Regions from separate parts of the Mus musculus genome. Here regions 2 and 3 are each linked to region 1. The links are chromatin loops, found by intact Hi-C in ENCODE. Cell type or tissue: left cerebral cortex. All regions are shown on one strand.

Region 1 (8,000 bases):
ATGATACATTGCTGAAATACTTTAGCAATGAAGACTGGGGCCACTCTTTTGAGTGAAGAACCAGCAAATACTGAGGGTTTTGCTGAGAGTTAAGGAAATATGGACTAGATAATAGACAAAGGCAGTTGTCAACACCAGGCAAGACCATGTACCTAGTTGCAGAAATATAGACTATAATTACCATGAGTGCTTCCATCTTATTCTGTTAAGAACATGTTTGTGCATTTATACACATACATTAAACAGATGTTTGTTTTTCTTTCCTTTATTTCTTTATCATGTGATATAGCACTGCTAATCAGATAATGTCAGTAGTGCGCTGTAAGTATATCTTATCAGATTTAAGTTATGGGACACTGAAAGACTTAGCATCTGTTGAGAGACTTTTTTCCAACTTATCTGAGGGGACAACAGTGGCTTTGCACTTTTGTATAAAGCAGCTATGTCATGTTGGGTTGAAATTATATCAATTATGAAATTGATATAATTTTCCTTTGGAAATTACTCATGAGAGGAGGAGATAAGATTGGGCACAAGCTGACAAGAGCAGGACTTATGATAGTTAATCTTAGCTGTCAAATTTACTGGATCTGGACTCAACTAAGTGGCAGGCTGATAGGCAAACCCACGAGGCATTTTCTTGATCAGGTTATTTAAAGTGGGAAGATGCACTCTAAATGTGGGTGGTACCTTCTGTTGGCAGCCCAGATAAAAAGAAAAAATTATTTCTTTCTTTTTGGCTCATTTGCTTTCATATCTTACTAGAGAGTTTACCCGCCTGTTTCTAAGTTCATCTACCCTTCTGCTGCCTCCACTGTTGCTACCACTGCTGTGGCATTCCTTTTCTGGTATCAGAACTCAGCTTCTCCAGGCTTTCAATTGAGTGGAAGAGCAGTGGCTCTCTGTAAACCCTCGATATCTCAGTATCAGAGTGAGACTTCTAAGGTATCCAGTCCCATTGCAATCAGCAACTATTGGGTTCTCAATATCTACAGTGTTAAGACAGCCACTTTTGCATTATCCCTTACAATATGCCTCCTTTTAAATATATATTGGTCCTTTTCCTCTAAAGAATCCGAATACATACCCACACTCTCACTACTCATCACTTCCGTGATAATTGGAACACACTTTTTTAAGGATTTCTAATCTCCCAGATGCAGGAAAGTCTTCTGTTATAAGCCCAGAGTTTGGCTACAAGATTGAGTCACATCCAAACTCTGCCAGTGACTCTTTATTTTCACTTTGATCATGTTAAATGACTCTTCTCAGCTTCATTTTTTATTTACTTGTTTAAAAATATCTTAATCATGTGTATTTGTGCATGCTGCGTGGGTATGTGGAAGTGAGAGGAGGGTATTGAATGGCTTAGAGCTGGAGTTATAGCTGATTGTGAGGTATCATAGGAACTGGGAATTGAACTTAGGTCCTCTTCAGGAACACTTTTAACAGCTAAGTCATCTACCTAGCCCTTTACATTTTAATGAAATGGGGGAAGATTACACTCCAAAAGGAGACTCGGTGAATTAAAGGAGATTGTGGTAGTTAATCTTGCTTGCCCAGATGATTACATCAGGAAGTTCCTCTGCATGCCTGTGAGCATGTGTCCTAAGATGATGAGCAAACGGGTCAGTGTAAGGCTGAGTGGCACAATTTGCTAAGCTCTGGTACCCAGGGAACAAAAAGGAAGGATGATAGAATTCTATGGTACAGCCACCATTGTACTCTGCTTCCTGGATGTCCTGATGGTATCAGTTTTGTTTGTCACTCTCTTCCACCATAATGAACAGAAGTGTCTGAGACCACAAGACAAAATAATCATTTTCTTAATTAATTTTTTTGAGATATTTGTCACACCAAAAAAAACCCCACCTAATACAATTGTTGAGGATAGACGTAGAAAGATCACATTAAATAGATGTTTTTAACAAGTGATTGTTTATGAAGTTGCCTGATACCACCAATGACACTGATCTCTTTGAGGTTGGAAGTTGTTAATACCTCTGCATTCCCATTGCATGGTTCATGGCTCCTGTCCCATACAACTGGGTGACTGGCTGAAATATACTCTATCCGTTGAGAACTAGTACCTTGTTTGCAAATTAGATGTGTGAGAAATATTAAATATTAATATCTTAAAAATAATAAATATTAGAACCAATTTAAACAAATTTAAAAGGTGGCAATATAAGGAGCTATATGGAGACATATCCTGACTAATTACTACTTAACTTTAAAGTTGCTGAGGCTAAGAATAGTTTGCAGTTGATGGTATACCGCATCAAGGTATTCTGAACTCAGAAAATGAAGAGTAGTCTCTCTGTCTCTATCTCTCTGTCTATCTGTGTCTCTCTCCCCCATTGAGAGTGTGAGTGTGTGTGCGTATGTGTGTGTATGTGTATGTCTGTGTGTGTGTGTGTGTGTGTGTGTGTGTGTGTGTGTGTGTGTGTGTGTGTGTGTGTGCGTGCATGTTTAATGGAAGGTATCAGATTTTTCCAGGGATGAAACCAATAAAAATTTACCTGAAGCAGAAAAAAAAGAGAGAAAGAGAGAGTGACAGAGGAGAGAGAGACAGATTTTGGTGATACTTTACGATAATCACAACTAAGAGTTAAAAAGTTATCACTTTGATGATTGTAACCAAGGTAACAAATGACTAGGGTGGAATAAGAACATAAGTATCATAACTTCTTTGGCTTTCCACAAGAATAGCATTCCATATAGTTCTGTGATCCAAAGAGATGGAGTCAAGATTATTTTTAATTTATGACCCTGACCATATCAGGTCCTTTATCCTCTCATGAGAAGAATGCTAACATTACACTCCACAATTTATGTTTGTGTGGTGACTTCTTTTCATTTGTTTATTAGCATGGTTTGCTTATGAGATTGAACCAGCCTTGTAGCCTGGCATAGTCTCACTTGGTATTACACATTTTTGGATTTGATTTGATAATATTTTGTAAAGAATTTTAAGTGTTTAGTCATAACATTAGCATGCAAATTTCTTTGTAATGTGTTGCTTTTGGTATTTGTGAAAACTTTATGTGGTCCTCTTCTGTACACTAGGAAAATCTGTGTAGAACTATTTTCTTCTTAAATGTGTGTTAGAATTTTCCAGTAGACTGCATCATTGTGAAGGGTTTTCATGTTCTAGGGAGCCCAATATTACCCAGACCAAGTGTTTCCTCCTGAAAAGGAGAGGAAAGATGGGCCACCAGTGATCCTTGCCAGCCTCCATGGCAACAATGTGTTTAGGGGGTCCCCTATTCTTCAGAACACTTCTGATTTTCTCCCTGCCACTTCAGGCCATCATTTCCCCCAAATGAAATCTCAGTCTTTGGAGATAGTGTGGTAAGAGGCTTGAGTTTTAGCCACCATCTTTTACATTTTGAAATCTCACTCATTCCTTCCATATCTAGGCATGGAGACGTTACCTCACTATGTTGTGAGGCTAGAAAAAGGAGTTACTTACAAGACGTCTGACACGGTAGTCAAAACTGATTTTAGGACTTATTAGAGAACACAATTGTGTGTGCGATGCAATTTTATAAATGTATCCTCATAATTGTATAGTGATTGAATCAAGAGATATTGTTATTTCCATTACCTTGACCATTTATCACTTCTATGCATGGGTATACTCAACTCCTCGCTCCCCTCTGTCTTCAAATGTACAATGACTATATAACTCAGGGTGAGGAACCTGAGCACTTACCCTGTATCCCCCTGCATCCCTGTACTCTGGCATCGCAGGCTTTCAGTGAACTCTTCTTCCTTTCTCAGGAAATGGAGCCCCTTTGCTCATTTGAAAGGCTGTTTGCATACTCCTGAACCTGAGAAGTACTTCCTAAAGGGAGTCCTAGACACAGATGAAGCTCTCCATTCTCTGTCTGTCCTCTATTCTCCCTTTCCTCCTTACGCCTTCTCTTCAGACTCCAAGACCAAAGCTTTCACCTTGAAAAGCTTCATTACACATTACAGAGTGGAAATGATTTGTAGATGGGAACACTCTGTTCTAGTATTCCAGCCCTAGCTTCTTGCCAGATTCAAAGAGGACTCTCTTTGTTAGTGAGCCTCCTGAGCCTTCCTGACATGAGCAAAGTAAAGGCAGCTATTTAAATTCTAACTCCAGTCTAGAAGGATAGTTCTTTTTGATTGAAAAAAAAAAAAAAACCATGAGTCAGCTGCTTAGAAAAATGCATCGCTGATGATCTTAGTACATCAGAGCAATTTCATCAGTCTAGAAAGCACATTTTCAGGAGGCAAGACTGGCAGGGCATGAAGGACAGAATATTAATAAAGCTGTCAGAGGTGGTAGTGCTGTTTCAGTTCTGGGCAGCAGAGGGAGCTCTTAGCTCCTAGTTCTTAAATTCAAATTTGGCAGGAAGGCAACCAAAACAGTGTCCTTGGCCTTATCTTGGCAAAGTGAATTTGGTTTACATCACTAGGAAAACTGGAAAAGCAACACTTAGTTAGTTACAACAAGAACAAGTACAACAGGCAAGATTCACCTTGAGAAAGACACTGGTTTATATGTATGTTATGAATTTTAATGTATTTAATTCTCACAACAGTTTGAAGGATAATGTAAGGGTAAGTGTGAGTATAAGGGTTACAATTAGGGTTAGGGATCAGGTAAGTGTAGAGGTTAGTGTAGAAGTTGGGGATAGGGTTGGGGTTGGGGTTGGGGTTTAGAGTAAATGTAAGGGCAAGAGTATGGGTTACAATTCTGGTGATATTAACGAGGTAATATTACTGTGTCCTTTCTGGGGATGAGGAACCTGAGGCTCAGGGATATTAAATGACTTCTCTAAGGTCTCAAAGGAATGAGTAGAGATGGGATTTGAATAGAAGACCTTTGACTCCAAAGTCTTAGCTCTTAATTATGAATAACATTTTATTACATAAACATTCGATCCCATTTCATGTTGCAAACAGTTAATATGTGGTAAGTACTTTTTCCTTCTATTGTCTCACACACACACATGCACGTACGCACACACACACACACACACACACACACACACACACACACACATGAGTTGGGGGGGAAGAGAAGGAGGAGGGAATAGAAAGGAAAGGACTTAGAGAGAAAAGGAAAGTACAGAACTCTTTAGACTGAAAGAATAGACAACTTGTTTTGGGTCTTTAGTTGTTTAAGTATTCTACAGACATTTTATTTCTAGTATGTAAGATCTTATGGTTGTATGCTCTTAACCACTGATGAGTAACATAGAGGGCATGGTAAGTTTGACCCAAGCCCCAGTCTTCTGTCTCTAAGACTAGTACTATCAAATATTCTGTTGTACCCTATAGCCTTCCTCTATACTAAATTTTGCTATGAGAGGTCATGAGGTTCAGACACCACCCTAATCTCACCTCTTCTTGAGCTTTGGTCACTGAGTCAGAAATATAACAACAGCTATTGATTTCATTAAAACATCCTGTTGTGTCTAAAAGATTACATTTCATTGCACTTCTTTTCTGTGATGTTCCTTGAGGTCGGGTCAGGAAATGTTAATACAAATATCCCATTTATGGATGAGCCCTCCTAATCTTCTATTTTCAGAATAGGGCATCTCAGCATCGTTTGTTTCTTACTGGAAGGAGAAGAAGAAGAAGAAGAAGAAGAAGAAGAAGAAGAAGAAGAAGAAGAAGAAGAAGAAGAAGAAGAAGAAGAAGAAGAAGAAGAAGAAGAAGAAGAAGAAGAAGAAGAAGAAAGGAAAAGAAAAAGAAAAGAAGAAGAAAGAAGTTTTTCTCACCAACACTAAGAAAAACACACATCTGTGCTTACAAACATAAATATTTAGAAAGTAATTTAATGACATTACCACTTAGAAAATGACAATACTAGACTCCTCTGAAATGCCTCTAGCTGTACTGGCCATGAGCTCCCTGCTGTGGAACAAGCCTCAAATTTAATCAGTTAATATATTATCTTTATAATAGTCATGACATTATTGCCCTAGTGGATACAATTTGCTTGTCAGGCTAGTATTATAGCAGTGAGCCTTCCCAGATCTTAGGATCGCTTTTTCCAAATTTCTTACTCCTATTGAAGTAGATCTCAGACAGTGAAGTAATTTGCCTTTATCATCGAGATAGTATATTGGAAATCTACAACTTAAGTCCAATTTTCAAAGTTTCTTTTTCTAAATCAGATTCTACTAATACTATGATCTCACCCAGATGTGATTATCGTCCCCTATCTAGCTCCAGGGCAATGTCAGGACTTTATAAATAGGTATACCTACTTCACATGGTAATCTTCTACCATTACATACTACAGTTATTGGAAGACACAAAAATCACAATTTCTTGGTCAGTGTCTCCATTTGAAACACACTTGAAGAGTTGGTGTTCTGAAAAGAGTCTGTGTTTGGAAAATAGTCCTGGTTCTCTCACATGTAAATTGTGTGATGTTAGTCAAATCCTCAGTCTTTTCATCTGCCATATGGGCCTCTCATGTACCTGGTGGTTTGCTGCAATTGTGAGATGATACACATACTATGGGAATAGAACCTAGGGTGTTAGCAAATTCCGGCAGAATCCAGGTCAGTGTGACTAGAAAGAACTTTTTCATATCTATTCTCATTACATAGAAACTGATAACAGTGGGCAATCTTTATCACTAATGTGAATTCCATCTGGGAGAATCCTTTTTCCCTACATCAGAACTGATCAACAGGACCTCATGACCCAGCTCTGTCCTGCTATGAGCTCATAGGAACAGATGGAAAATGGGCTGGGCAGATGGAAAAACTCCATTTTCTGACAAGAATTATTTATTTGTGAAGTTGGAACCACTTGGAGTGACTATTTTGTATTAAGAAGATGAAATATAGTTATATTCACAACGGGGCCATGGAATTAACTAATGCACTCCGACTACTAGTGTCCCTGCGAGACAGAGAGAAGGAATGATAATGGGGCTTTTAAAAATGGTCGGATCCACCCCATAATCAGCTTCCAAATGCTGACACCATTGCATACACTAGCAAGATTTTACTGAAAGGACCCAGATGTAGCTGTCTCTTGTGAGACTATGCCGGGGCCTAGCAAACACAGAAGTGGATGCTCACAGTCAGCTAATGGATGGATCACAGGGCTCCCAATGGAGGAGCTAGAGAAAGTACCCAAGGAGCTAAAGGGATCTTCAACCCTATAGGTGGAACAACATTATGAACTAACCAGTACCCCTGAGCTCTTGACTCTAGCTGCATATGTATCAAAAGATGGCCTAGTCGGCCATCACTGGAAAGAGAGGCCCATTGGACACGCAGACTTTGTGTGCCCCGGTACAGGGGAACGCCAGGGCCAAAGGGGGGGAGTGGGTGGGTAGGGGAGTGGGGGTGGGTGGGTAAGGGGGACTTTTGGTATAGCATTGGAAATGTAAATGAGCTAAATACCTAATAAAAAATGGAAAAAAAAAAAAAAGAAATAGCCACTGTGACAATTATGTACAATATGATACCAAATTTGCAGTCAAATATGAAAACTAGCCTAGAAATACAAATTCTGTGGTACAACCATAATTGTGGGTACTTTTAAAGGGTACGGCAAAATATCTTTGAGTTGAAGAGCAGCCTGGGCAGTGTAGTGACAGTAAATGTCTGTCCGTCTGTCTCTGTCCCTCTCTGTCTACCTCTCCCCCCACCTCTCTCCATCCTTCTCCCTTTCTTCCTCTCCCTCTCTCCTCTTCTCTCTTCCCCTGCCCCCATTCTCCCATTTCCCCCACACACACCTCAAAAAAAAGACAAAAAAAAAAAAATGGTCCAAACACATAAATTATTTACTCAGTGTGTGACAACCATTCCCTTGAAGCTATTTCTGCTGATGGTATTATCCTTCATGCCCTTCCTATGAAAGACACTGCTTTTTGTGACTGAGTTATTACAGAACATGAACATTGCAAAACACATAGTTACCATTAGAAGACCTGTTTAGCATTGGCTGCTATGTGTGTTACTTTCCATGCCTAATATCTGTTAGTTGTG
Region 2 (8,000 bases), 93 kb after region 1:
ACAGAATATAGATATGCAAGATTTTTAAGAGGCTCTTAATAGGATTTTCCCATCTGTTGCATTTACTACTTTCAAATAAAGGAAATGCTGTTTACTGTTTATATCTACTCACAGCACATATCAAAAAAAGTTACCTACTTATGTCTGTTATTCTTCGTGTTATTATCTCTAGAGGGGTGTGAATTGGTGTGCATTGCATGTGATGTGGGCTTTGCTGATACACAGTTGACATCTCCTTTGGATTCAGCTGCAAGATTCATCCCTAACCATGAGCTTTCCTGTCACAGCAGGCTGCAAGGCAATACAGTGCTTGAAAAATAAAGTCCTTCAGGCAAACCTTATATGCCCCAGTACAGGGGAACACCAGGGCCAAAAAGTGGGAATGGGTGGGTAGGAGAGTGGGGGGGGGGTATGGGGGACTTTTGGGATAGCATTGGAAATGTAATTGAGGAAAATACGTAATAAAAATATATTTAAAAAAAGAAAAATAAAGTCCTTGTGTACAATGTGGACACACATTCATATGTACATAGCCTCTGCTGTCTGGTAGTTCGCTATATTACCTCAAAATACTTTGATTTTTCTAGTTGATAAAACAGAGTTGACATGCTTTAACCAATTGGCAGACAAAATGAAAGGAGAAAATAAAAAAAGAGGGACTTAGGGGATCAGAAAAGATGATCTAGGAATCTAATTCTATGAACTAACTGCATTGTGAGCTTGAGTGTCAGTTTCTTAAATTGTCATTGATAACAATAGCATTGTTGTATAACATGTTATGTAAAACTGAGAATCTGGTGTGTGCCAAGTGTTTTACACATGTTTGACTTTCTTGTCTTCATGCTTAACCCTTCCTCTCTCTCCCATCCTTCTTCTCTATTTCCCTCTCTGATAGTGGTAGTAGGGGCTTGTGTTTTTGACACAATCTAAAGGACTGACATAAGGACTTAAACATATTTTCAAAAGTAGCAAGAAAATTTTATGTAAAAGAAAAGAAAGAATACAGGTCAGATATACACTGTTAAGATTGACAGTTGGGCCACCTGAATGAAGATCTTCAAAGATCCTGATTTTATTTTTAACTCCTTTTTATGAGATTCAAGAGTATGAGTTTGTGTGATAGAAGAGGTCAGATTATCATTTTATATAGTACATGTCCTTCCCATAATGCACCTGATTATAATCATATGCATACTCAATTATTCATAGCTATAAGATGGTAAATGGGAGGTGTCTGTAAATGGAATTATAAATTCTTGCTTACCCATATAAAAGACACACAGTCCACGTATTTTATTTATAAACTGTAAGCCTAGATCAGACAGATTTTGGAGCTATTCTAACTAACATCCTAACCATACGTCCCTTGTTAGTTGCTGTTTCTCATGGCCATGTGCTCATGGTCCATCTCCTATCATGGCAGCTTCCTCCTCTCTCTTTCTGTCCTTTCTTCTTTCGCCTTTCTCTACCTGCAACCCAAGCCAGGTAACTGAAAACTTGCCTACCTCTTTTTATTGTCTAATCATAGGCTTTAACGCCACTTAATTTGGGGAGCAATGTTACTTAGCATCACTTGGTGTGCTTGAGGATCTCCTCAATGGGGGCAACCAGATCTTAAGGTACAAAATTTAGCATTTATATACAAGCAGCATCAGAGCAAACTCCTGCAGGGGTCCCCTTAAAAGTTCACATGAAGACTCAGTTTTGTCTTACTATACATTTACCTAAAATCAGTTCAGGCTGGTTGGCTTTGGATGCATTGGGAATATATTGGAGAAGAAACTGTCTAAGTTTGAATTTTAGTAGGGGAGAAAAAGCCAAAAAGCCTATTATATTTTTCAGAGATGAGTGCACTTATAGCCTAGTGGAGGTAGGGCACAAGGTTATTAGGTGAATTGTTAGAAAAGGGGTATGTGTGTAGAATGCAGGCAGGTAAAGGAGTTTGGTTATTGAGTGCATGCTTAGAAGATGGGGTGTGCATAGCCCAGTTGAAACAGAGTTCCATGAACTATGCCCATGCTCTATGCCTACCTTCTTCATTCCCTTTTTTCACCTATTTAACACACACACACACACACACACATGTGTATGTATGTATGTATATGTGCATACATAACATACATATATACATGTATTCTGCCAGTTGCTAGTACATGCAAAGAAAATATACCTTGTCTAGTTCAGAAGAAGTGGAAGAGGCGATTAGAGTGTGATTATAACCTGAGATTTACATATACCTTCAGAACTAAACTGACATGTAACACTTAGGGTATTAATTCAGAAGAGGGTTTATTTTTTTTCCTCCGTGGGTGGAGAAAAGTTGCAGAAGGAAAAGAACAAAGTTGCTTTGTATGACTGGGACTAAAGCTAAAGTAAGAAAAAATTGTTTATTTAAAATCTCAGTCTCAGGCACCCTACTCTATATATTGCTGGGGAGTAATTATGGAAAATATGTCCGAGTCTGTGAAATACAGTAACACATGAAACACTTGCTTAGACAGCAGGTGATTGTCACTCAACAGAGAAGTGATGGGAGATCGTCTACATTGGCATGAACCCTAGTGTGGCTTCCATGCTCTGAAGGTCAAAAGAAAGGCAGCTCTATGGTCATCTCCCAAGAGAGATGTACTTTAAGCTCTTTGGACAACAGCATCCTTAAGAGGTAACTAATATTCTCCTTGATAGCCTGCTCATCTGAGACTGGCAAGACAGTACTATCCTCAAGATTTTTTTCTTGATATTCTCAAGAGAGAAAAATAAAATCTACAAAATTAGAGAAGTGATATCTTGGTGAGAATGAGCCAGATACACAGTGGGATATTTTGGGATATATAAGATGAAATGTCTTTACTATCAGATGCATCAATTCTCATTAAGGTTCTGCTAAGAAAGCCCTCAGAAACTGGGTAAAGAAGGAAATAAAGATGCATAGTTGTCTCTGTTGTCTGGGTGAGTCCTTTTTATTTCCGTTAAGACAGTACTGGCATTCTTCATTTTAATGGACTGTCCAGAGGACTGCAGGCCATTTAGAATTCCTAGCACCTAGGAACTAGCATGCAGAAGTGTGAAGCATTTGTTGTAGTATTTCAAATACTGATCAAAGGACTCTCACTGAGTATTGCTGTGTTGGCTGAGGGCCAATGTTTCTATGGGGACTCATGTAGCTTCTGCATAACAGACCTTTTCTATTTGTGTGCCCAGCACATGTGACTGAGTGTTTCTTTTTCTTTGGTGCTTAGTGCCCTTGGCATCTCCCAGGCAGGAGACCCACTTAACAACCCTATTATTCTTGCTAGGACAATCAGACTCCCTAAGATAATTTCTGTATTCACTTGAGTGATTGGACTTTGCTCTTTAATACCACCAATGTCTTGGTCCCTGCTCAATAAATAATAAAGATCACATTTCTGATCTTCCTAAAACTGAGTTCATGCCAGGGGTATGGTCAAGTCTAAAGAACAGACTTCTTTGAGATTTGGTTTTAGTGAACAGCTTCTTAGCTCAGAGAAGCAAGAATTTGCAGAATAAAATACCAAAGGTAGGTGTTTTCTTTAAGATTGTGCCATTGTCCCCTCGTCCAGACAAGGTCAGATATGTGTTCAATATGGATATTACTTTTCATGTTACTGTGAAAAAAAAAAAGCCAAACTGAAGCAACTTAAGGGAAGAAGAAAGGTTTTATTTTGGCTATCAGTTTGAGGATAGTATCTTCTATGATACACATAGTGTCATGGCCACAAGAGTTGAGGCAGATGGCCCCATTTCATCAGCAGCCTGGAAAGAGATGTGAATGCAGGTCATAGTGGTGTTTTGCCTTGTTATTCAGTGCAGATGTCTAGCCTCTCATCTCAAATAGCTGACACTAGAAACTCCCTCATAGAAATGTCCATCAGTTTATCTGTAATGTGATTGTAGATTCTCTTATATGGACAGTCAATGCCACATATCCTTATCATACCACATATCCTTATAAGCATTAAGTGCTCTCTCCCGCTGGGGGACTATGACTATGCCGTGGGTAGAAAAGGATATGAGAGTGGGACAGTTTTTCTCCACAATGTGACAAACAAGTATAGGCTAAAGACAAAAACTGTTGCCCCTTTAATGCATTGTATATGGCTTCATTGACTGTCATAATTGATTATTTTCTATTTTATCATAAACTTAAGTCAAGTGATCTTGGAAAAATGGGGATCTTACCTAGGCTATCCTGTTGGTACATTGCAGAGCCTAAATTTGAACTCGACTTGGCTTCAGTCTAAGTGCATTGTGTATATTACTGCATATAAGTATTCTTGTATATTTCCTTATGTATACATATGCATACATATAGGTATGAATATTTGATATATTACATATAAATATTAATATATGTCCATGAATGAATATAGACACCTAGATGGAGCATTTAGTTTTCATTTTCCTCCAAGTTTTGTCTCTTTGCATTGGAGATTCAGATAACATCACATCACAAACTCTTTAATAAGATATCAGGTGCTTAATTCCAAATACACATTTCATGTACCATTTAACATTTGTTTATATTATATTAACAGGGATGCCCTAGCAATGTTCCACAAACCATGTGGCATAAACAAAAATTTTTGTTTCAGTTTTTGAATCTTGAAGTCAAAATTCAAGGTATGGATTTGATTTTTCATTCTGCATCCTACACATAGACACATTCTCATTGTGTGCTCACGTTCCTGGAGTATCTCAGTTTAAACACTCTTTTCTTAAAGAGCAGCAGTCATAATGGATGAGAATGTACTTGGTGTCCTCACATTGGCTTAGCTCTCCTTCTTAATTCCTCTCACCTGCATAGCCAGATTTTGTGAATAGGGTTTTGCTTCTTACAATTAAAAATCAAAACACCCTCTGCTTAAACCAGCAGCAACGATGCTGCCAATTCTAATCTAGACCACTTGGTGGCAGTAAAGCAGAAATGTCTGCAGACAAAGTAGAAACCCCTTCAGAACTGTAATACATTTTATAGACCAAGACAACTGCAGTTGTAAAACATTATCGTGTATCAATAGGCATATTTTCTGATCAAATCTTTATAAGGCTCAAATAGGCTCATAAATACTGAGCTCTCTGGTTTGGCTTACTCATGTTTCATGCTTCCGTTTAAGATATTTTGGAGGGGTGGAAATCTAGCAAATGGTTGAAATATCAAAGCAATATGCCACTGCCAATTTGTTTTCCTGCAATCGAGGGAAAATATATGTGCCTCGATTAGAAACACGACCCAAACAAGAAGAATCTGCCACATTCAAAACTGAGCTCATTTCACATGCAAAGCACAGCCCAGGCTGGAGTAAACCAAGAGCTAAATCGTTTGCTACTTGATTTTTGTAAGTAAGCTCCAATTTCTATTTCCACAGGGTATCATTATGCAGTGGATTTTCTTTCATAAATAGTTATTGCCTGATGATAAAATCAGCCTTGATGATAAACACTTAAAATCACATGGCAAAGGGTGTCAGCAAAGCAAGCTTTCCTCAAAACCTTAGTCATGTGTTCTTGTTCGAAAGAAGACTAGACAAATGTGCAGTATGTACACAATGGAGTTTTATTCAGCTATGAAAAAAAAGAATGAAACCACCTTATTTCCACACAAATGGATCAAACTAGTGATCATTGTGTTAAATGAAATAAGCCTGACACAGACAGGCAGGCATCATATTTTCTTTCATATGCAGAATCTAAATTAAAAAAAAAAAAAGGAGGGCCGGGCTTGGTGGCCACGCCTTTAATCCCAGCACTCGGGAGGCAGAGGCAGGTGGATTTCTGAGTTCGAGGCCAGCCTGGTCTACAAAGTGAGTTCCAGGACAGTCAGGGCTACACAGAGAAACCCTGTCTCAAAAACAAAACAAAACAAAACAAAACAAAACAAAACAAAACAAAACAAAACAAACAAGAAAACTGACATGAAAGAAGAAAAGAGACCACATGGGAAATGGAAGGATACCGGTGGAAGGGAAGAGGTAATGAGAAGGGTATGAACAAAGGATATAATGTCCATCTATGAAAGTAGCATGATGAAACTATGTCTTAGGCAATTAAAAATTAAGAAGAAAAGAAAAAAGAAGAAGACTGTGTTGGTTTATGACTGCCCCAACACATCAACGCTGCGACAGAGACCTGGGGATTCAGTGACCTGCCAAGAAATATATACCACTGTTGAGTGGGCTGCCAGCTGGTGAAGTCAGACTTCCCACTAAACGGTGTTCGGCTGTGGAATCTATTCATTTGGACCCATTCACCACTCACTGCCTCTGGAGCTGGTGAGTGGCCAAGCCTGCTCTGCTCTTATTTTGGGCTTGTGCACAGTGGTCATCTTCGAAAAAGACTATGCTTCAGAGAAAGCTCTATCCACACTGTGTGAGCTGCTTGTGTTCCATTCGTACCTTCAGCACATGGGGGCTACTTACATTATCCTAGCAGCTGAGGATTTTGTGCCCTGCAGTCAGTTCCCTAGATTTGGCCCAGGCTTGTCTTTTACCTTCGATTGATCTGTTGTTTTTATGTGGTCCTCTGACTTCTCAACCTGGCAAAAGTTTGTTGAGTCTAGGTTGAATGGAGCCTCCTGCATGTTACCATAATGCCTTGTCTAGGTACTTTCCCAATGAAGGATCAGTCCTTTGCTTTTCATTATGCTCAGGCCAGAAAATAAACCTGCTATATTACTGGGTGTTACACAAATGACCCTTAATTAACCTCTGTGATAGGAGAGAATGATCCTATCTCTTCCCTTCACAGAGTGCTTCTCATTTTAAATAGGGTAAATTTATTCAAGAAGCATAAATAACATGCAGTATATAATATTTGAGGCAAATTATGTTATATACTTGTACTTATTTTTAAGAACTATCCTCTTAATATATGCATGCATATATTATAATTATGTATATTAGCTATGCATTTTTACCTTTAAGATATATACACATAATTGTTTATTTTGCATTAATAATAATTACAAACATCCTGCTATGTACCAGGTGATATATAAGGTCTTTTTACATATTTGGCATGACTTAAAAATCTTTAATACAAGCTATTCTAATAATATAGAAAAATTAACTGCATTTCCATACAGTTCACTCCCATGCATATTTCTCGTAGAATCCATTGTCTTTTGACTCTGCAGAGCTATCGGGCATGTGAGGGCATGTGACTTGCTAAATGGTGGTGAGCTAGTGGTAGAATCTGAGACTTCAGACTTTACCCAGTTTGCTCCCTTTGGCCCCACAGAGACCATCTGTATAAGACCTTGTTTTCATGCAGCCAGAGCAGTGCCACATATTTCCAGATTCCATGAGGCCTGTGCGCTCTATTGGCTCTGTTTATACTGACAAGCATATTTATTTGGCAGCTGCTTAGGATCTATAAGAACAGATGCTAACTTGTGGAGTTAGCTAGTTCACAGAGCCTTAGTCCTGTGACTTTAACTACTGCAAAAGTTTAGAACTAGGAAGTGAGGATTTTGTAATGAATTTTTTTTGTAATTCATTTGTTTGCATGCAAAAAGCTCAAGTGGCTTTTTGCCTAAGCCATATTGCTGTGCATTTGTCAAAGAAGATTGTCATTTCCAATTTGGATAAAGCCCTTTTGTCAGAGAAATCTAGCCACCAGAATTTATTGAGAAATGTATTGAAACAGTTTAAAAATGGGAATGACTATATTTCCTCATAACAAGGAGAACCTTTTTGAAAAAAAAAATCAATAATAAGAACAACAACTAATGGTGATAATGTCTTCCCTGACTCATAGGGATATTTAAAAGTAAAATGATGTAATTGATGGGAAACATTTTGAAAACCAAAAGCACCATGCAGCACAAGATATTCTGATTATCATTCCATTGTCCCTAAGCACAAATAAAAGTGAGCCTTTATCTCTCTGAGGACCCAACGTCATCCTTGATAAGTCACATGCATAATTCCCAGAGTTTATAGGATGTTACTGGGACCCTAGGCCCCTGTGCTTATTAGAAT
Region 3 (8,000 bases), 1.7 Mb after region 1:
AATCCACTTGAAAGCAGAAAACCGTGTTAGAAAAATCTCATCGGTGTTCATCAAACATGCCAATAAATATCTGCTGTCTTTCATATTTTCTTTTTTGAGGCAACGTCTTGGTAGTCTTGGTATGCAGCTGTGACACATAACCCTTAGGTATATCATCATTAGTATTGGGTTGTCATCAATGCCAGACACTTTATTTCTGATTTTGGATGTCTGGCACTGTCATTAGAGAAGCTTTAGGTAATTAAGTCACATGGTTGTTTTCTTGCTCATTCTGGGCTGGTATGTTAGTTCTTGTAGCTGCGGGGTCTCCAGTTCATAGAACACTGTCACTAGGCTGTTACCTAGACACTCATGTGTTCTCTACCTTCAGTGGTATATGTTCAGAGAATACGTGGTTCACCAGTATCTCACGGGGTTTTTTATTTTTGCTTTTTTGATACTGGGTCTCATGTAGCCTAAGCTGGCTTCAAACTTGCTGTGTAGCTAAGGATGACCTGGAACTTGTAATCTTCTTTCACTTCCAGTTGTGGAATTACAGACATGAACTCTTGTGCCTCATGGTGAAGTGGAGGCTAAATGGGAGAGAGACTTTAAGTTGGATATATACAGTGATTCCCTTAAAGTGGTAGGGATATAAAGAGAGGCTCCGAAAGGCAAGTGAGTGAATGAACACACACATCCCACTGTTCCTTACTGTGCTTTCCTTTAGACTACTGCCGATCTGTTTGTTTTTTTGTGGAGGAGAGGGTAGTGATTTGAGAGAGGGTCTTGTATAGGTTAGCCTAAAACTCTGTAGCTGAGGCTAGCCTTGAACTCCTCATGATCCGCCTGCTACCATTTCCTCCATAACTGACTTACAGGAGTTAAGACCTTAGCTTGAAATTTTAAAATGGCGATGCTCCTAGTTTGTCAGAGGTAAAACTTTTAATACTGTATATTATGATTGTGTGTGTGAGTATGGGTGTACATGGAGAGATCAGAGCACAACTTTCAGGAGTCCAGTCTCTTCTGCCTTTGCATTTGTTTTAAAGATCACACTCAGCTCATTGGGCTTGTGCAGCAAGAGGTTTTCCCTGCTGAGCTATTTTTAAAAGTACTTATTTTGTTTTCTGTGTAAACCCCTGACTGAGTGTGTATATATATGAACCACTTCTGTGCTTGGTGCCCATCGAGGCCAGAAGGCAGTGTCAGAGTCCTTTGAACCAGAGTTACAGATGGTTGTGAGCTACCATGGGGGTCTGGAAATCAAACTCAGGTCCTCTGTAAAAAACAAAACAAAACAAAATAAAATAAACATACTTTTAACTTCTGAGTCATCTCTTCAGCCCTGTCTTTAGTTATCTTGGCAGTACAAGAATAAAATTTTTATTAAAATTTAAGGGATCATAGTTGGTATAGTTAGACAGATCATCATGTCTGTTTGGTCCATGATTATGGATTCCATATTCTCACTGTGGTTCAAACACATTTGGGGAAAAATTTTCAATATAACTGAACAGGTACAAACTTGTTTCACATCAGCATTCCTAAACCATATATTGAGACATGTTTATGAACCATTTTTCTTGTACTAGTGTCATAAGTAAGTGAGAACTGGTTTCAGTGCATAGTATACCTTTATGAAAGCTTGAGCAACACCTCAATACCAAAAGATGATTGTGTGTGAGGAGTTTAAATAGGACCCTGAGTTTTATTGGTAGACAATCCAAGGAAACAAATTCCATGCAAGGAAAAGTACTTCATTGTTGACCTCTATCTGTTAGTGAAATAACAGCCCATGTAGAAGGAGAACAAGACACCAGTAACATATCACATTCAGTTTCACTTGTGGATGATGTAGGATGAGGAGATTAGTGTAGCAAATACAGAAACACAAATGTGTTGCTACGTGCTACTTGTGGATTTCAGAAATACTGGGTAGAGGTTGTCGGATTACTCATCGGTGTGCTGGGTTTGCTGATAAATTTCAGAATATGAAGGAGCAAATGAAATTACACGCATACAAATCGGGAAATGACCGTCTTATAATTCTAGGTAGCCACTTTGGATGCTCAGATTGCAGACGATGAGGAGCTACAGAAATACTCGAAGGTAGGCTGGGCTGAAAGTGCTGCTCTGCTTCATTGTTGCTGAGCTTTCTTCACGTTCTTGCTGAAGAAGCTGAGTGGCGTGGTCTAAAGTCTTCAGACCTGAATCATACACGCGTTCCAGAAGTGAGCAAGGCTCTCAGTAACAACAGATACAAGTGGGTAGATAAGGCTGGGAAGAACATGGAATCCTTATGCTGTTTCCGGAAGCCAAAAGTCCAGGTTTGACTCTGGCACAGTAGCCATGAAGGTGACAGGTGAGTGTGTGAGCGCCTCAGGGGTTGTATGGAGACTTTAGGGAAAGGTTTTCTGCAGTGTGGAACAGAGATGGGCTTTAGGCTTTGAAAAACATAATGTCTGGATATTCAGGGACAGAAAACATGGTTGACCTGAGTTTGTTGGTCTTGACTTAATCAATTTGAATGTAATCACTACAATCTATCTGAATGTAATCACTATTGCTGTGGAGAACATGCAGTTAGTAATTTGGGCAGATTCTGTCTTCTCTTTATAAAATAATTTGTAGTTTTATCCTAGACAACCAGAACCTCACTTATTAAAATAGAGAATCTTTTAAGTGGCCTTCACAATAAATAATAGAAAAGGAAGGATGTTTTTTTCCCAGAGTTTCAGAAACACTGCTGCACTCCTCCATGGACCCTAGCGCTGAGCCCACCTAAGACGCTCCATTCAGAGGCAGTGTTTAAAATGAGTTCTCTCAGGGCTGGAGAGTGGGACCACTGGGTAGGAGCGTGTGCTGCTGTTCCGGAACACCTGCGTTCTAGTCCCAACATCCAGGTTGGGTGTTTGTAGCTTCAGTTCTAGAGGACCTTCGCCTTCCTGTGGCCTCCATGGGTACACACGCGTGCCCGTGCATACACACACACACACACACACACACACACATATAAAAGTAAGTCTTTGAAAGAATGAGTTATCTGTCTCATGTGGCTTTCTTAAGCTAAATATCAATTCAGGTAGTTTTACTGTTTCTTCCTTTGTATGTATGGTATTTTGCCTCCACAATTGTTTGCCATATGTGCTGTTGTTTTAGGGGTGTGTGTGTGTGTGTATGTGTATGATCAGGCCCTATATCATGGTGCAGAGATTAGAGGACAGCTTTCCAGATCTGGTTCTCTCCTGCCACCTTGTGGGAGCCGAGGATTGGACTCCTGTCATTAGGCCTCTATGGAAGCCCCTTTCTTTATATGCTGAGCTGTCTTGCTGGTCATTGTTTTATGGGGTTGGATTCTCAAGGCTGAGAGTGGAGAATATTTCTTTCCTTCCTAACTTAGCTGCATTTTAAGTCAATTCCTAGTAGAGGCCATGTCTGGCTGACCAAGCTCTCCTCAGATTCACAATGTAAAATTAACATTGCTCTTTATAGCCAGTTGTTAATTATTTACAGTGTCATTTTTCTGAGAGCAGTTTTTGATTAATAAATCCATCTAAAGATGTTGGGAGATATTTTATTCAGAGCTGGGGTAAAGCATGTAATAGTTCATCTAAGTGCAGTAGTTACTATTCACAGTTTTTCTAATTAGTTTTAAACCTCCTTTGTCATATAGCTGTAGATCTTTAGAGAACCTTTGGCTTTAAAACATGCCTCACACCAGGCTCAGTACATCACACAGCTTGCCTTTTGGTGTTCCCATGACAAACTGCATAAAGCCAGGATCCTAATAGTCCCTTACAAGCAGAGAGGGACACAAAGCATGTCCTGTGTGTATTTTAAAGAATGTGATTCTGCAGGCAGATGCTATTATCATGCCCTCATTCCCTAGGTCCCTGCTACCAGCTCACCTCTCCCTTCTTCCCCTCATAGCCTCTGTGCAGTAGAGTTGTATCCAGGCAATAACATAAAAAGATGGAAAGACCTTGAGAACCATGTTCTAAAATGCTGCCCATGCATTCAGCTGTTCATTCGTGAGATACTGATATGCACTCTGCCATGTGCTCTGGTATACAATGTGTTCTAGATGAGAACAAACGAGAAAATGATCCTTACATTGTTATATTACTGGAAGAACAACAAGAAAAGTTAGTCATTTAACATGACCTGAGCCTATTAGGCAAGGCAAGTAGATAGAGAAACAAATGCCTAGTAACTTTAGATAGGAAAGGCTTTGTAAAGGTGGGGACATTTAACAGTCTTCACCCCCTATACCTCTGAGTTGTCACTGTGGTGAGTTCCTGCCCTGTTGCTAAGGCTGCTGAGGAATTCTGTTTTCCTGCTTGTGCTTCCTGAGTGACTGAGGTTTCATCCACACATGCTCTGGGTTTAGAAGATGACATTTTAGGGAGGCAATTTAGGACGTGAAATAACCAGCCTAATTTTCCTTGCAACGTAATATGAACAATAAGATTTGGTGGTGGTGGAGCTGGAGTGTACATAGATTTGGCATATGCCTGCATTAGTACAGCTCAGTGATAAGAGGTGGTTTTCTGTCACAGGTTTATGTGCCCAGAACTTTTAGAATATGATCTTTCAAAAGCTCCTCGTCATATATTCTGTTTTTAAGACATTTAATTATTTACTTGATACTGTTTTGTATTAGTGCGCCCTTTCAGTGGAAGAAATGAGAAAAAAGTTTTCCCTCGAATTGCACTAGTCTCTTGATATTTCTCTGTTCCCTGTGTGTCTTTGTGTATTTGTAGCCAGTATGCCTATTTGTTTGCTTATTATGTATGAGGCAAAAAGATGTCTAAGTTTTCCACCTAACATTTCCAATTTTTTTAATACTGATTTTCAAGTTATTACACTCCATAGGATATTTCTCTTTAAGTTACTGGCTTATGATCTAAACAGCATAACTTTTTTTTTTTCTTTTAAAAAAACAACATTTAATTGGGGCTGGCTTACAGATTCAGAGGTTCAGTCCATTATCATCAAGGTGGGAGCATGGCAGCATCCAGGCAGGGATGGCAAAGGCAGAGCTGAGAGTTCTACGACTTCATCCAAAGGCTGCTAGTGGAAGACTGACTTCCAGGCAACTAGGATGAGGGTCTTAAGCCCACACCCACAGTGACACACCTATTCCAACCAGGTCACACCTCCAAATGGTGCCACACCTTCAAATGGTGCCACTCCCTGGTCCAAGAATATACAAACCACCACATTCCACTCCCTGGCCCCCATAAACTTGTTCAAACACATGAGTCTATGGGGGTCATCCTTAAACATAGCATAATGCAAAATGCATTTAGTCCAACTTTCAAAGTCCTCATAGTCTATAGCAGTCGCAACAATGTTAAAAGTCCAGAGTTCAAGGTCTCTTCTGAGATTCATCCAATCACTTAACTGTAATCTCCAAAGCAAGACAGGAAACCAGCTGGAGATTCCAAACTCTGCATCTCCATGGCTGATGCCAAAGCGGTCTTCAGATCTCCACTCCTTTTTCCTCTTTGTTGACTGCAACAAACTGCTTTCTCCTGGACTGGTTCCACTCCCTGTTAGCAGCTTTCCTCACCATGTATCCCATGGCTCTGGCATCTTTAACATCTTTGAATCTCCAAGCAATTTCAATGTTACAGCTTCTTTTTTTAATGTCTGGGATTCCACTTGATCTTTTGGGCTCCCTCCTAAGGGCTGGCATCACTTCTTCAGCTCTGCCCTCTGTAGTACTCTAAGTTCAGGTTGATCCACTCCACTATGACTGCTGTTCTTGGTGATCATCTCATGGTACTGACATCTCTAATACAATGGGGTGTTCCACTCCAACTAGGCTTCACCAATAGCCTCTCATAGGCTCTTTTCATGATGCCAAGCCTCAAATCCTTTGCATTACCCTTTCAGTCCTGGGCTATCAACTACAGCTGAGGCTACACCTTCTCCAATGGCCATCCATGACCTCTCACAGTGCCAAGCCTCAGCTGTTCTTCATGACACCTTCATGCCTTCAAAACCTGTACCATCTGGGTGACTCTTAAACATTACCAAGTTCAGCTACAGCACGAGGTACAACCTTGGCTATCTCTGGAACACAGCTTCTTTGTGCTCCCAGACAACAATTCCCAGAAAATTTCACCTCAGTGATGCTGGTCTCTTTTTAATCATTGCTAATTTTTTAGCTCCAGCTAGCCAGCATCAATTTTCCCAGTAATTCCTTCCATTCTTAACTCTAGAGCCAGATCCACATGGCTAAAGCTGCCAAGTTCTGCTGCTTGCAGGAACTAGAACATGACCCCCTTGTACTATTACATTGTCACTGGCTTTCTGTTTTCCAACTCCTTCACTGCCTAAGCTTGGCTGTCCTGGATCTTGCTCTGTAGATTGACCTTGAACGCAGAGATCAGCATGCCTGTCTCCTGGGATTAAAGATGTGTCAATAGCATGACTTTTAAGATTTTGTGTGTGTGTGTGTGTGTGTGTGTGTGTGTGCGCGCGCGCGTGCGTGTGTGTACAAGTGGAAGCAAGAAGAGGGATTAGATTCTTGGAGCTGGTGTTACAGGTGGTCATGAGCCACCTGATGTGTGTCCTGAGAACTGAACTTGGGTCCTGTGAAAGAGCACCAGGTTCTCCTAACCAGTAAGCCATTCACTCCAGCCCCAAACATAGCTTTTTAAAAATCCACTTATAAACTAGGAGAGGAGGTGCACACCTTTAATCCCAGTAAAACACAGGCATGTAGTCTCTTAGTTCCATGCTGGTCTACAGAGCAAGTTTCAGGATAGTCAGGGCTACACAGAGAAACTCTATTTCAGAAATAAAAACAAAACAAAAACAAAAACAAACAAAACCAAAATACTCACTTATAATTGCACATTTAAATCATAAGTCAGTGCCTTTTCATTTTTCTCCTTACAATATATAAAGAAGATGTTAGCCAATCAAAACCCATTTCACAGCTGAGGTTATGGGAAGCCATATAAGTTGAATGACAGTTGTATTGCTAGATAATAGCACAGACAGGCTGCAGTTTGGTATGCATCACTCATTCCTGAAATATCTACAGTAGAATTCCCACTGTCTGCCATATAACTGTGGTAACATTTGTGGGGACAAACGAATAGGTCTCTGATCCCATGGAGCTCAGAATATGGGACACAAGATCATGTGATAGTTCTTATAGATCCAGAGAACTACTGTTAAGTGAAGAAATTGGGTTGACAGAACTGGGCAAGACTACTTTGTGGTTTTTATTTGTTTTGTTTTGTTTTTTATTCTTTCAAAGATTTAATTGTTGACTTTTAAAGTAGATATGAAGGATAACGTAAGTTGGAAGACAGCATAGAGCCATATGTATGAATACCATGGTAAGCTGGGGAGAGTTGCAGCCCTGGGAGACTGAGGCAAGAGGTTTGCCTCAGGTTCCAGGCGAAGCTTGGATACATAGGAGACCCCCAAAAGGAAGTCAGTCAGTGCTATAATGAAACCCATTACTTTGTATGCTTAGTTAAATAAACAAATGAGGGGGAAAGACCAGCCCATGAGGGTTCAGTAGACCTCTAATTGCCAAGTAGGTATTGCGTAGCCCGGGAAGCATGTGCCAGGCAGTGCAGAGCTGGTCACCTGTCAGTTTCCAGTTGCAGCTCCCATGCTGGCATTTATAGTTTAGTTAAACTTTTATTTTTCAGGTGTAAAAAGTTTAATTATATCCTAAGACTCAACAAGCAGCAATGGATAGGGAAATTGAAAATAATATGTACAGCTTTTAAAAGTAATCTTATTCACCTGTCTTTGAAAAAGTGGTTATCTTTTTTGTTTTCTTACAATACTAATTTTCAAATATAGCTCTATGCTGTCTTCCTACTTCAGTTACCCTCATGTCCACTTTAAAAATCAACAATTAAATCTTTGAACAAAAAACAAAACAAAAAAGTAGTTCTTTTCTCTTCCATGTTGCATTTTTTTTCAACTGATGTATACAAATTTTATTTCTGGGGTGTATAAGTATACAGTGTATAATGTGT

Evidence for each region. A loop is a pair of places that touch in the nucleus more often than their neighbours do. Peaks named below come from ENCODE experiments on the same cell type or tissue, not always from the same donor. Only the 100,000 strongest peaks of a DNase experiment are listed, where the experiment ranks them.
Region 2: a loop joins it to region 1, with 3 times the contacts of the local background. A loop is called at or near these places in 3 of 42 quality-filtered maps.
Region 3: a loop joins it to region 1, with 3 times the contacts of the local background. A loop is called at or near these places in 6 of 42 quality-filtered maps.

What each region holds. Positions count from the first base shown.
Region 1 is chr4:96,701,421-96,709,420 of GRCm38, forward strand. No RefSeq gene overlaps it. Among named protein-coding and RNA genes, the nearest start is that of Cyp2j5, 41 kb to the left of the region's middle. In left cerebral cortex, a CTCF peak has its summit at 4,335 (motif pointing right); DNase peaks (open chromatin) are centred at 4,067 and 4,341; H3K27ac peaks cover 402 bases.
Region 2 is chr4:96,794,650-96,802,649 of GRCm38, forward strand. It overlaps Gm34053 (a long non-coding RNA gene), which reads left to right. Exons shown (of 3, transcript XR_376433.3): 3 at 173-250. Among named protein-coding and RNA genes, the nearest start is that of Gm34053, 11 kb to the left of the region's middle. In left cerebral cortex, a CTCF peak has its summit at 4,925 (motif pointing right); DNase peaks (open chromatin) are centred at 3,118, 4,918 and 5,235.
Region 3 is chr4:98,441,717-98,449,716 of GRCm38, forward strand. Patj (PATJ, crumbs cell polarity complex component) reads left to right here. Exons shown (of 44, transcript NM_172696.2): 14 at 2,035-2,091. Among named protein-coding and RNA genes, the nearest start is that of Patj, 50 kb to the left of the region's middle. In left cerebral cortex, a CTCF peak has its summit at 3,255 (motif pointing left); a DNase peak (open chromatin) is centred at 3,236.